Regions from separate parts of the Homo sapiens genome. Here regions 1 and 2 are each linked to region 3. Evidence: chromatin contacts called from ENCODE Hi-C data. All regions are on one chromosome and are shown on one strand. Each heading gives the region's core, a stretch centred on a gene start or an enhancer-like site at or near the end of the contact. The rest is flanking DNA. Distances are from core to core; before and after follow the strand shown.

Region 1 (4,279 bases), core at 1,148-3,647, 3.1 Mb after region 3:
GCAAGAGCTTTCTGAAGGGGAGCAATCAAAGACAGTTATTGGAGCAAAATCATTTTTCTGACTCTAAGAATGAAGCTGAGTCTTACGGCAGTGATAAGCCTCCATCTGATAGCTGCTGTCATTACTTAGAGCACAGACTTGGAACTGCAAATGAAAGATAATTGTTCCTGTATTCCTGCTCCCAAATGCTGGGTCTCTGGTAGATGCAGAGATAAAGCAGTTGGCCAGGAGTGGTGCCAGCTTTAAGTCAGGTAGGTCTGCATGTAATTTGAGGGGCAGAGCCTACCCCAAACCCTCCCTCCCTAAAACTTCCTCAGTTAACATCATTCTACTTGCAGGGAGCAGGGGTAGAGTAGGTTAGGACATTGTTTCCAGAAGACCCTTGAGGAAATAAAAGTGCACTATTAAGGATCACTAACATATCTGGAAATGACATTCATACCCTACCTCCCACCCCAACCCCAGAGAAGCTCAGGGCAAGTAACTAAGTGGCTGGGTCCAAGGGGATGTGTTAAGGTTAAGAGTCAGAAGGGAAAAGAGTTCACAAGCCTGGGTAGGGTACAGCAGGGAGGACCCATGGGTGTCCTGTGAGAAGCAAGTGGGCCTGGGGCAGCAAGAAGGACCTGAAAGGTCTTGCTGACACCCCGAGAAGACAAACCCCATCCTTCCGCTTTGTCTCTGCCTTGGGCTCCGAGCCCACTCCACTTCATTTCATCCAGCCATCCTGACTACAGGGGGCCCAAAGCTACTCTGTGCCCTGGGCACGTTTGAGTCTCCTTAAATGCTTCCAATTACCTTTGCCTGGGTTTGTGGTTCCAGGAAAGAAGGTTCTAAATTAACACTGTACAAGGCCCCCCTGCATGTTGGTTTGCAAAATTAATGATCCTAATGGAAAAGTAAATTAATCTTTGATGCTTGGTTGAGGATAAACACAAAAATCACTGTTTTGGACACTGGACCTTCTTAATACATCTCATCAATAGTATTTTCTCTCTCCCTTCCATGCCTGCCACATTCACAAAGAGAGGAGACAATACAACTTATAACTTCATCTCTGAATCCAAAGGGCCATGATGCACGCATTTATTCTGCAAACACTTATTAATGGTCTGGTTTGTGCAAGGTGCCCAAGAGAAGCCAGGAAAGGCTGCACAGAGGAGGCCACCTCATAACACTCCTCACACGTAAAGTTTGACTTGCACTTTCTACGTTCATGGTTTGAAAAGATTGCAGTAAGCATTTTGTAAAATGTAAATTACATTCTTCAATTTTAGGAAGAACACAATAGTTTTTCCAAAAGCCGCCTGTCACAGGTCTGAGGGTTCACAGAGCTCTTTTAAGGGGATCGGAAGTTCTCTGGCTGCCTTGCTATGTTTTTCTAGCCAGAAGTCTCTGCTGCAGTGCATTGCTCAGTTCCTTTCAACTGAAAAATTAAATCTGCACTTCTGTCAAAATGTGTCATCTACACATCCGGACACTCATCACAGTTCACCAAGCTCTACGCAGAGTCCAGGCTGAAAGGATGGCATGCCCTCCCCAACCCCACCCTTTTGAGGTCTGGGAAGCCCAGGTGCTGGGGAGGAGCTGAACAACTGTGTCCAGGGAGTGTCTGGCAAAGCCGACCCAGGGAGTTCCACGGGAGCCTCGGTGCTATGAAAAGAGCCAGTGTCCATGCATTTCCTCGGGTGTGAATCACACTGCCCGGTCGGGCCTTTGGGAAAAAATTAATGAAGGACACAGTCAGCGCCGTAGAACCTGCCAAATACACATCAGATCCAGTGGAGTCTGTGAAGGGGGAGGGGGAGATTTTTCCAGAGGCTTTTCTTCTCGTTCCATTTCTCTTTTGTGCCCCACGACTGGGTTCTTGAATGTAAAACTCTCAGAAAGGTCAGGGCGGAGCCTGTTTTATGCCCCGAGGAGTATCTTGCCCACCCGTAAATGCTGACAGACAGCTGCGACTTCGGCCCAGGAGACCCGGCGGGGACTGGGTCCGACCAGCCCTCTCTCGCGGGCGCAGGTCCGGGACCCCTGAAGCGAGCCGGCCGGGCGCAGAGCGCAGTCAGTCTGGGCGCTCAGAAGCTGGGAGGGGGCTCCACCTGGGCGCCCAGCCGCGGCGGGAGGGGCGGGGCCCGGCTTTCCGGAGGCGGTGGCACCTCCTCGCGCCCGAGCGCGCGCTCCCCGACGTCCGGCGCACGCGCGAGGCCGGCTGGGAGCGCGCCCAAGCGGCGGCGGCGGCGGCGGCTGGAGGAGGAGGAGGAGGAGGAGGAGGAGGAGGAGGGCGGCTGAGGCGCGGCTGGCTGCGCGCGCGGAGGCAGCGGCGGGGGCGACCGGAGCTGGGGCAGAGTGGGGAGCGAGGGAGGGGGAGGAGAGAGAGGGAGGCGGAGGGCAGTGAGAGACGCATTTCCAGTTCTCAACTACGAGCCACGAGTTTGCAGATGGGGCTGCTCGGCGGCGCCTGTGGCTGAGGGAGAGCAGCGGCGGCGGGGAGCGACCGGGAGCGGCGGCAGCGGCGGCGCGGAGGCGGCTGAGGTGCGAGCCGGTGAGTTAACTGGACCCCCACGCCGCTCGGGTAACGGTCGCGCCGCGCGCCGGGCCGGCCGGGGGCGCCCTGTTGCTCGGCGCGGCGCGCCACGCGGGGACCCTGGCCCGCCCCGCCCCCCTCGGCACCTGGGCTTCGGCGGGCGCGGGGAAGAGGGACCGGCAGGCGGCGGCGGCGGCGCCGCGGTCGGGGAGGCTGCTGGCCGCCCCCAGCCCGGCCCGCGCGGAAGGGGCGCTCGGCCGGGCTCCTGCCTCTCTGGCTGCGGGCGGCTGGGCGGGCCGGAGCTCGGCAACGTGTCTGGCCCATGCTGCTTGCCGCCGCTCCCCACGCGCTCCCCGGCGCGGCCCCGACTGGGGCTAGGGCCGCAGACGCGCGGGGCCCCTTCGGGCGCGGGGCTTGGGTGCCTACACCTCTGCGGCGGGAGTCGCGGTGGAGCCTGAATGGAGAGCCGGCCTGGGGGCGGCGTTGCTGTGACTGACACCTCCGGGGTCTGTCCCGAGAGGGGGTGATTCCGCCGGCTCCCGGTTCTCTCCCGAGCTCGGAGTTGGTAGGGGAGGAGGCTTTCTCCAACTACCGCCGCTACTTCCGAGGTACGAGACTCCAGTTGTTTGGCCAAAGTGGCTGTGGGCCGAGCACAGGCTGCCGCGGGGGCGTTCGCTGCTGAGATCGTGCTCGCGGATTCTCGGTACGTTTGTCTGAAACCAAATAGGTGCTGGGGCTTTTTTATTTTGGCTGGGTGGAGGGTCAGCAGGGGAGTCGATTGAGGTATCCGACCGTGTGGTGACAGGATGTGGATTGGTTGGTAGATGTTTTTTTGCAGAAGGACTTTTTAACACTTTACTGGGAGTTTATTCTCAATCCTACCAGTTTCTGGGATTGCAGCTCGAGATTACATTTGTTAAACTTCCATCAGTTGGGTGTGCATCTGTGTAGGGGGTGGGGGTGAAGCGAGGGAGAGAATTGAAGACTGCCGGGGAAGCTCAGAAAATTCTCCGCATTACTTATAAACAGCCGGGTAAGGTCAGGCTAGCCACGTTTTATTCTTTCCTACGCCTTTGGAGAGTGTTGGAATTTTACTTTGTGCTTCAAGTATATTACAAGTGGTCTTGTAGTGTAGCTGAGAACGTTTGGGGTGCGTTAAAATGCGTTTCAATTGGAGTATGATTTAGCAGCCATTTCTTCCCGTGAAATTTTGCAAATCATTTGTAAACTTATGTTGGTCGAATATACCAGGCGAAGTAACATTTTTAGTAATGCGGTATATAGTTTCCGTATATAGGTATAGCAACGGACCTCAAGTAATATTGCTTATTGTAGGCATCTACTGTGCAATGATAGGGTAGTGGGTAGTAGGCCTGATTATAGTTATGTCTTCTGAGGCCTTGTTAACAGTAAACAAAGAACTTTTGTGGGTTGTGTCATTTTGAGGTCATTTGTACCTTAAATCTATCATATATTTAAATAGGTGTTTAAATGCGTGTTTGCACGATGTGTTACTCTTTAAGGTCCATGTTTCCTTCATTCTGGACTACGGTTACATAATACACAAATGGTAACACTTTTAATTGCTCAATTTTGTCCTATGGAGACTGCACACCATCTTTATGAAAGAGGTGTGTATGTGTCCTTACTGATGCCACCGAATTCTTGACATCTGGAATGTCAAAATGAATTATTTTGCATTCTAGGTTAAATCAACACTGGAAAAATTAAGGTGTTTAAGCAAGTCTAGTAGCTCTA
Region 2 (4,277 bases), core at 817-3,316, 3.6 Mb after region 3:
TGGCAACACAGGTTAACCTGCTGGACCCTCAATTTCCCATCTGGTTAAAAATACCTAGCTAACAGACTTCTGTAAGTTTAATGCGGTAATGTACAAAAGTTCCTAGTATTGCTATTTGTTAATTTTCCCAACAGTAAAAAAAGGATAAAGATGAAAATCAAAATCAGCTATGAAATCCTCATTCCTCATATTTACAGAGAAGGTTTCATTTATTCATTCTATAAATGTTTACTGCAAACCTACTGCGTGTTCTTGACACAGGGGATCAAGTGATGAACAAGACAGACAAGGTCTCTGCATTCCTGGTACTTACATCCTAATGAGGGAAGGCAGATAACCCAATAACCCAAAGAGACAATTTCAGAGAGAAATTTAAGTGCTATGAGCAACAGCAAACGGGTGATGTGGCTTGGCTGGAGGGGATGGTCATTTAGCTTGGATGCATAAGAACCTAGGCCTGCTTGACTGATCTCCTTTAGCCAAGTATAGTCCTTTAGCCAAGGACCTCACCTTGTATGATACTTGCGGGGTACAGTGCAGATGATGAGAAGCCAGGCCTTCGCTTTCACCCATCTGTGGAAGTATCTCTTTTGCAGCTGTAGTTTAAAATATTTCTAAATGCCCTCATCCCAATACTCAAACTCTGAGGGTCAGAGCAACACCTAGGGGGTCTCAAGCACCTCTGCGCAGTACGCAGACACATGGAAACCGACAACTTCACAGTCCCCTCAGCTCCAAGAGTCCCGACTGAGGAGACTGGTGGCTTGTGAGGCGGAGAAGGACAAGCACAAGTGTGCAGAAGGCAGCAAGCAAGTTGCGTTGCCGAAGGAAGGGCGGCGCGCCCCTGCTTAAGAAGTATCTGGACGACCTGCGACAGTGCCCATCAGCGACTCCAGAGGCCACAAACGCTCCCCGGGAAGCTGGGCAGCGCTAAGAGGCTGCCTGGGAGTTTCTGGCTTATGATGACAGTACTTAAAGAATTTACCTGACCACGGAATAAACAGAGACAGAGGTAGGAAAACCCAACTGTAGACAACGTTCAGACAGAGTGCATAAGTCCCTAAGACCCTGAACTAAGACGCTGCAGGGCCTCCAGGAAAGGACCAATGTGAGAGACACTGAGACGAGAGTTAGGGTGAGCCTGAAGGTGATCTGAACAGTAGTAATTGGAAACTAACAAAAAAAAAAAATTCCAGAAGGGGCCAGAAAGCTGATGAATATGTAAATTCAGACAAGAAAGGAATGTGCCCTGGGCCTCCAGCCCAGCACCGGGGAGCTGAGCAAGCCGGGGTTGGGAAGGCGGGCGAGCGGAGCGCCTGCCCCGCGAGCGTTGTCTCAGTCTCTCCGGCGCGCCCCATCCCGCGGATGTGGTAAAGCTTCGCGCTCGCCCCAATTTACCAGGCTTCCTGAGCCTCTAGCCCCGGCGTAGCGCCTCCCCGCTGCCCAGGACAGCTCCGCGCGCCGCGTCCTCCCGCACCTGCGCCGCGGCCCCTGCGCTCGGCTCCTCCTGGCGGTCAATCCTCTGAGCCGTCCCTCGAGGGAAGGTGTCCTGGGGTGGGTGAGACCCGGGTCCTCCTTCCCCGGGAGCTGCAGCCGGCACCCAAGCTCCCAGGCTTGGGTCTGCCCCAGGGCCGGAGCCTCCCCGGGCGACTCGGACAGACCCCGGTCCGGCAGAGAACCGCGGCGCCCCGCAAACAGCAGCCCTTCCGAGCCCGCGCCGCCGCCAGGCCCCCCGACACCCAGGCCCCATTTAGGCGGGCGCCCCGCCACTCACCTGAGCGCTGTGCAGCCGGAGACGCTCCCTAGTTCCCCGGGGCCGGGCTCCGGGGTTAGCGCACAGAACCGGGAGAAGGCAACCCCGGCTTCTCCGGTACCCCCGCAACGTGCAGCTGACAGCTCCCGCACCGGCCGCAGGAGTCGGGGGCGGGGATGGCCACTTGCAGACAGACTGCGGGGCCGGAGCCGCGCTGCGCACCGGCCGCGAAGCGCTCAAGTCCCCTCTCCCGGGCCGGCTGGCGGGCGCCACCAGCACGCGGCCAGTTCTGAGTACTTTGCCCAGAACTTCTCGGCGCGCGCCGCCCGGCGATTAGCCCGAGGAGCCGCGCAAGGGCGGGAGCGCAGGGGAGGGGCCTGAGAGGCCCAGGGGCGGGGCCCCGAGGGGGCGGGAGGGCGGCAGAGTGATGCACAATCTCACCAATCAGAAGTCGCCTTTCGGGAAGGAGGTGGGGCGATGTCCTCGGAAGAAGCCAGCGGATTCCATGACGCGGCGGGGGAACTAGGGACCCCGGATTCCGGATGGGTTGGGAGGGCGGAGGGAGGCGAGTCCTGCGGCGAGGCACTGGGTGGGGCTCCCGGTGGCCCAGCTCGGTGCCTGCGCGCGGTAGGCGTTCGGTAAATGTTCCTCTAGTGGCTTTTCCGGGCCAGGGAAGGAGGAAAAAGTGAGGGCAGCGCGGGAGGGGCAGGTTTACGGAGAAGGCTCCAGGGGACCCTTGCGGTCGCACAGGCTAGGAGAACTCGACCTCCCGAGAAAGTCAGACTGTGGCAGAGGAGTCGAGAACAGAGGAAATACATAGGGAGGCAGCACTCTAGGCACGAGATGACAAAGGACAGCATCAGTGTGAGACCCGGGGCTCGGAGACCGTGACCCTACCTCCAGAGGCAGTCGTGCAGATTCGTGCCGGGGTGATTTTGTTCTGTGCAGTTTATGTGCAAGGGGGTAGGAGGTGGGGAGAGCACCGTCGTTACTATTAAATCTCCCTGAAAGACGGAAAAGTCCACCCGACTTGACTTCCCACTAGCCCAATGGCCTTCTTTGATCCTAGGACGAATGCAAGCAGCTGATGGTTTGGGGTCAGTTTGCAGACTGCAAATGTGTCGAGTGCCGCAGGTGGCGGGTGGGAAGGGCATGAGCATTTAGTGAGCACCTAGTATATGCCAGGAGCAGTTGCGAGCTTGCAACTGTGAGAAAGGCGCACCAGGCTCCAGTACTCACGGGGCTTGCATTTTTTGTGGAAAGACAGACAATAAAGAAGAGAAAATACATATCTATGCAAAAAATAAAAGGCTGACAGACTGTTAGTACTGAGAGGAGGGCCAAGTCCACTTTCGAAAGTGGTTTAGCGCGTGATGGGGCGCTCACCCTGAGGGCCTCTAGGCGAGGGTGGCTTTTACCCAGATTCCTGAGCCTGGGAAAGGAGCTGCCACACCCAGTCTCGCACAGAGCGTTCCAGGCGAAGGGAATAGCAAATACAGGGTATTTAGCCTCCCTGAAGACCCAACTAACCGACCTCACCGAGCTGGGCACCGCGCGTGGCTCGCTGGGCTCAGCGCCTGGGACGGAGTAAGGGCTCCACAGTGTTAAATCCCCCTGCCAACCACCACCTGCAGCGCTCGACGCATTTTCAGTCTCCAAACTGACCCCAATTCAAGGTTTCTGAGACTCTTTCCGGAGCTATTCTGTTCACATTTCATTCACCACGCTCAGATCTTCGCTTTCTGGAACCATCCCCCTCGCGAAATGTCTGGGACTGTCTGTTTCGGATCTGGCAGGCGGCGGGCGAGGGCGGGAGGCGCCAGAGATGCTGCCGAGCAAATCCACTGTCATGCTGCCCACGTCGGCACACGGAGAAGCTTATTGGAGAAGATTTCAAATCGAATGACTCCGCGGTTCCTAAACCACCTCGCAAAGCCCGACCAGCGCCAGGTGGCTGGACGGGTAGTGGAAGGACGCGTCTGGCAGGCGCGCGGACCGTCCAAGGAGGCACCTTGCCCACGCCCAGCCCCGCCGTCGGAGCAGCTTAGACTGGGTTTTCCCAAACCTCCTTCCGTCTTTCTGTAATTTCTCTCTGAGAGAGGCTTGCTCTGTCCTCCTCCTGCCAGTCCCTTTCCTCGTTCAAGCTATTTTCTTTCTTTTTCTTTTGCTCTCCACCTTCAGCCTCTCCGCCTGTTTCTTTAGCATTGGTTTTTCTGTAGGAGACAAGCCTTCAATCCGAAAGGAAGTGATTTGCATAGGGCTTTGTTGTTTAGCATCCCGTTCCGAGCTTTTTCATTAATGTCTTCCTAATCAAATAATAATAGAGTGTACATTCTCTCTCTCTCTCTCTCTCTCTGTGTGTGTGTGTGTGTGTGTGTGTGTGTGTGTGTGTGTGTGTGTACTTGAGGCAGTTAATTGGACAGGATGAGAGAATTATTCACATTGTGCCTTGTCTCCAAGTAAAGGAGGAATCGTACTGTGGCTTTTCATAGTTTCATTTCCTCTTCTACTCCTAAATAAACTT
Region 3 (4,068 bases), core at 112-2,611:
GCAGCCAGATGTTAATTCCACTTGCCCTTACGCTTGCTTACGCTACACCGTAAGCGGGGCTGACCCTTATGGAGCTGGGCTTTTCTTCGCCCGGAGACTCTTGTCAGATAAGGCTTAGAACTCCGCCAACCACTTAGGCTTTTAGGCAAAACGCGATGCAACCCTTCTTAGAAGGCGGGTCACTGCTCTGCACCAGCTGCCAGCCAGAGAGACAACAAATAAAAATGGAAGATCCTTCTCCGTGAGAAAACAGGCCTCGGACTCAAAGCAGGGGGCCTGAGGGGAAGGTGAGCAAAGAAAGGCAAGGCGAGGGCGCTGCTTCAAGAAGCCGGGTTCATTCAAACCCCGAGGACAGCAAACCCCGCCTCCCCACGCCGCCGCCCGCTCAATCGCCGAGCGCTCCGGGTGTGAGCTCGCCCCGCGGGGAGCGGCTTGGAGCCGAGGAGGCGGCGGCAGAGGTGGTTTGGGCAGCCCCGCGCGGCGGATAGGCCCAGGCAAACAACACCCATTCCCCCTCCTCCTCGCTCAGTTCAACTCCCACTCGGCCCCGGCCACGCCCTGCCGCCACCGCCCCCTCGGGCAGCTTTCCGCTCGGCAGCCAGGCCTCGGTCGGGGGCGGGAGAGAGGCGGTGCCTCGAAGAAGGCACCGCGACCGCCGGAAACTACGAGTACCGACAGCCTTCGCGGTAGTGCCCCACCCCCTTTCTCCCACCACTCAGCGCGCGTCACCCTGGGCTCAGCCAATGGAGACAGAGCCAGGGAAAAAGGGCGCCCGGGTCCGGATGCGCCTCAGGAAAGCCATGCTCCCTGCGCGGGGGCAGCGGGCAGTTCACCCAGCGCGCCGACCTGTTGGTGGTCCGCGCGCGCCCACGTCCGCCGCTCTCGCTTGCCTGGATCAAGGGCCCTACTTTTTTCTTTAGTGGCAATTGGAGGGATTGCTGGAGGGGGTTTTTGAGTGGAGGGCGCTGGGAAATGAGTAGGGGGCGGGATATCCTGAGACAACAAGTTTGGCTGTATGGAGGGCCTACCGGCAGCGCTCCTGAGCTAGAACGCCGAGAGAAAGAGCGCCAGAGGAGCCAGGGAGGAGGAGAAGAGCTGCTAAAGGAATAACCCCGAGAAAGGGGGTGGAGAGGAGGCGGCCCCAGCGCCCCGGCCCCCGGCAGGTCGGCGGCCAATCCGCTGGGGGAAGGGGTGGAGAGTCGGAGGCTCCGGCGGAGAGAGGCCGAGGGGGGTGGGGAGTCGGCCAGGCTCGCACCGCCCTGGCCCCGCCCCCGACCCGCGCCGCCGCCCGCGCCGCGCGCCGCCGCTGTCAATCAAGGGCGAGTCAGCCGGGCTCGGGCGGAGAGAGGAGCTGCTACGCCACAGCCCAGCGGCGGCCATTCGCGGAAAAAGAGGCAGAGCCTGTGCCAGCTACAGCCTCCTCCGAGCCACCGCGGGCGGGCGGGACCGGCCTCTCCTCCCGCCTCGCCCCCACCCCCACCCACCTCTATCCCAGTGTCTCCGTCTGAGGGTTTGTCCTGTTAATGCGGGATGAGCGGTACGTATTCTCCACCCCCCTCAGTCTCCTTCGCCGCCTCCCTCTCTCCCTCCCTCCCCAGACCCTGCTCGGTTCTCCCCCCTCCCCCGGGGCCGCTGAGATGCTTTAAGGGGAGGAGGAGAGGGCGGGAGGGAATCGGGGAGGGAAGGAGGGTTGTGTTTTGTCTTAATGTCTGAGAGAGAACAACCTCCTTCTGGGTGTTGCTCTGGAGCCGATGGGTCGGGTTTCAAACCACGTTTTGTGATATCCCCCTCCTCCCTTCCCTCCTTCTCCCCCACCCCCTGCCGGTGTGCGTGGATCGCGGGTTTATGGAGATTAATGTTCGGGGGGAGGGGGGAGAAGAGGAGAGGAAGAAGACGAATAATAATAATCCTAATAACCTGTTGTCGTGTGTGTGTGGTGGGGGGGTTTGTTGCAGATCAGAAGAAGGAGGAGGAGGAGGAGGCGGCAGCGGCAGCGGCGATGGCTACAGAAGGAGGGAAAACCTCTGAGCCAGAGAATAACAATAAAAAACCCAAAACCTCAGGCTCCCAGGTAAAAGCAAACAAATTAAAAAAATTCATCACGACACATTAGGAGAGAGAGGGAGTTATGCCCTTTGAATGTCCAGAAGTAACAGAATAAAATGTTTATCCACTCAAAGCATCTTTCTGAGAGTGTGGAACTTAAATTGTAAATTCATCAAGTTTTCACCTCTTTGAGGGTATAACGCTGTTTAAAATTACATCAGGAATTCAGACTATAAGAAAACGGTGTGTGTGTTCCCAAGGGCATTTTGAGTTTAGGAACATAACACTTTACAAAGTTGTAAAGAAATTTCCTTTTATTTAAACTTGATATTATAGGACTTGCTTCCTTATTCATATAGTTCTTATCTACTTTTGTTCGTATTTCTTTTTGATTTCTGCTGCTTCCTAAATTGTTATGTAGAGCTGTCAAAATAAGTAACCCCCTGGCAACTACTGGCCTCCACTAAATCCGCCCACTTTTTTTCCCCCCCCCCTCTCCTTTACCGTCCCATTTTGGGTAGGACTCTCAGCCCTCTCCTCTGGCTTTACTGGCAGCTACTTGCAGCAAAATAGGGACTCCTGGTGAAAATCAAGCAACTGGACAACAACAAATTATTATAGATCCAAGTCAAGGATTGGTGCAACTTCAAAATCAACCACAACAGCTAGAACTGGTAACAACGCAACTTGCTGGAAACGCTTGGCAACTTGTTGCCTCCACTCCTCCTGCTTCAAAAGAGAATAACGTTTCTCAACCAGCCTCTAGTTCGTCTAGTTCTTCCAGCAGTAATAACGGGAGTGCATCTCCTACAAAAACTAAATCAGGTAATTCTTCCACCCCTGGTCAATTTCAAGTCATACAAGTACAAAATCCAAGTGGTAGTGTACAGTACCAAGTAATTCCACAACTTCAGACAGTGGAAGGTCAACAAATTCAAATCAATCCAACTAGTAGTTCATCTCTACAGGATTTGCAGGGTCAAATTCAGCTCATTTCTGCAGGTAATAATCAAGCTATACTCACAGCTGCTAACAGGACAGCTTCTGGGAATATTCTTGCTCAAAACCTGGCAAATCAGACAGTTCCGGTCCAAATTAGACCTGGTGTTTCAATACCACTGCAGTTACAGACTCTTCCTGGTACTCAGGCTCAAGTTGTAACAACCCTACCAATTAACATTGGAGGAGTGACTCTAGCTTTGCCAGTGATAAACAACGTGGCTGCCGGAGGAGGGACTGGGCAGGTTGGCCAGCCTGCTGCTACTGCTGATAGTGGGACTTCCAATGGGAATCAATTAGTTTCCACACCCACCAACACCACTACTTCTGCCAGTACTATGCCAGAATCTCCCTCCTCCTCCACTACCTGCACAACCACTGCTTCAACGTCTTTGACAAGCAGTGACACATTAGTGAGCTCAGCAGATACTGGCCAGTATGCAAGCACATCAGCCAGTAGTTCTGAACGCACCATTGAAGAATCTCAAACACCTGCTGCTACTGAGTCTGAAGCCCAGAGCTCCAGTCAGCTTCAGCCTAATGGAATGCAGAATGCACAGGATCAATCAAATTCTCTTCAGCAGGTGCAAATTGTAGGCCAACCTATCTTACAGCAGATCCAGATCCAACAGCCTCAGCAACAGATCATTCAGGCTATTCCACCACAGTCGTTTCAACTCCAGTCAGGGCAGACGATTCAGACCATCCAGCAGCAGCCTTTACAGAATGTTCAACTTCAAGCAGTAAATCCGACTCAGGTGCTTATCAGGGCTCCAACTTTAACACCTTCAGGGCAAATCAGTTGGCAAACTGTACAGGTTCAGAATATTCAGAGTCTTTCAAATTTGCAAGTTCAGAATGCTGGGTTATCCCAACAATTAACCATCACCCCAGTGTCTTCAAGTGGTGGCACAACTCTTGCTCAGATTGCTCCTGTGGCTGTTGCTGGTGCCCCAATAACTTTGAATACTGCCCAGCTTGCATCAGTGCCTAACCTTCAGACAGTGAGCGTTGCCAACCTGG

The links. A loop is a pair of places that touch in the nucleus more often than their neighbours do. Pooled maps may share reads with other maps.
Region 1: a map of B cell shows a loop between it and region 3 (18-fold over the local background). The contact joins the promoter of PALS2 here to the promoter of SP4 in region 3. A Hi-C loop is called at or near these places in 4 of 168 maps with a recorded cell type or tissue (B cell, CD8-positive, alpha-beta T cell and naive thymus-derived CD4-positive, alpha-beta T cell) and 11 of 50 pooled maps.
Region 2: a map of gastrocnemius medialis shows a loop between it and region 3 (12-fold over the local background). The contact joins the promoter of OSBPL3 here to the promoter of SP4 in region 3. A Hi-C loop is called at or near these places in 3 of 168 maps with a recorded cell type or tissue (CD4-positive, alpha-beta memory T cell, gastrocnemius medialis and naive thymus-derived CD4-positive, alpha-beta T cell) and 15 of 50 pooled maps.

Annotation. Positions count from the first base shown.
Region 1 is chr7:24,571,055-24,575,333 of GRCh38, forward strand. It overlaps PALS2 (protein associated with LIN7 2, MAGUK p55 family member), which reads left to right and starts at 2,398. Exons shown (of 12, transcript NM_001303037.2): 1 at 2,398-2,539. RefSeq lists enhancers at 1,547-1,616, 1,637-1,736, 2,602-3,101, 3,047-3,096, 3,147-3,266 and a silencer at 1,877-2,946.
Region 2 is chr7:24,978,112-24,982,388 of GRCh38, forward strand. It overlaps OSBPL3 (oxysterol binding protein like 3), which reads right to left and starts at 2,067. Exons shown (of 23, transcript NM_015550.4): 1 at 1,775-2,067. RefSeq lists silencers at 1,457-1,666, 1,717-2,226 and an enhancer at 3,367-3,536.
Region 3 is chr7:21,426,722-21,430,789 of GRCh38, forward strand. It overlaps SP4 (Sp4 transcription factor), which reads left to right and starts at 1,362. Exons shown (of 6, transcript NM_003112.5): 1 at 1,362-1,537; 2 at 1,956-2,071; 3 at 2,568-4,068. The coding sequence starts at 1,531. RefSeq lists silencers at 296-685, 1,066-1,655.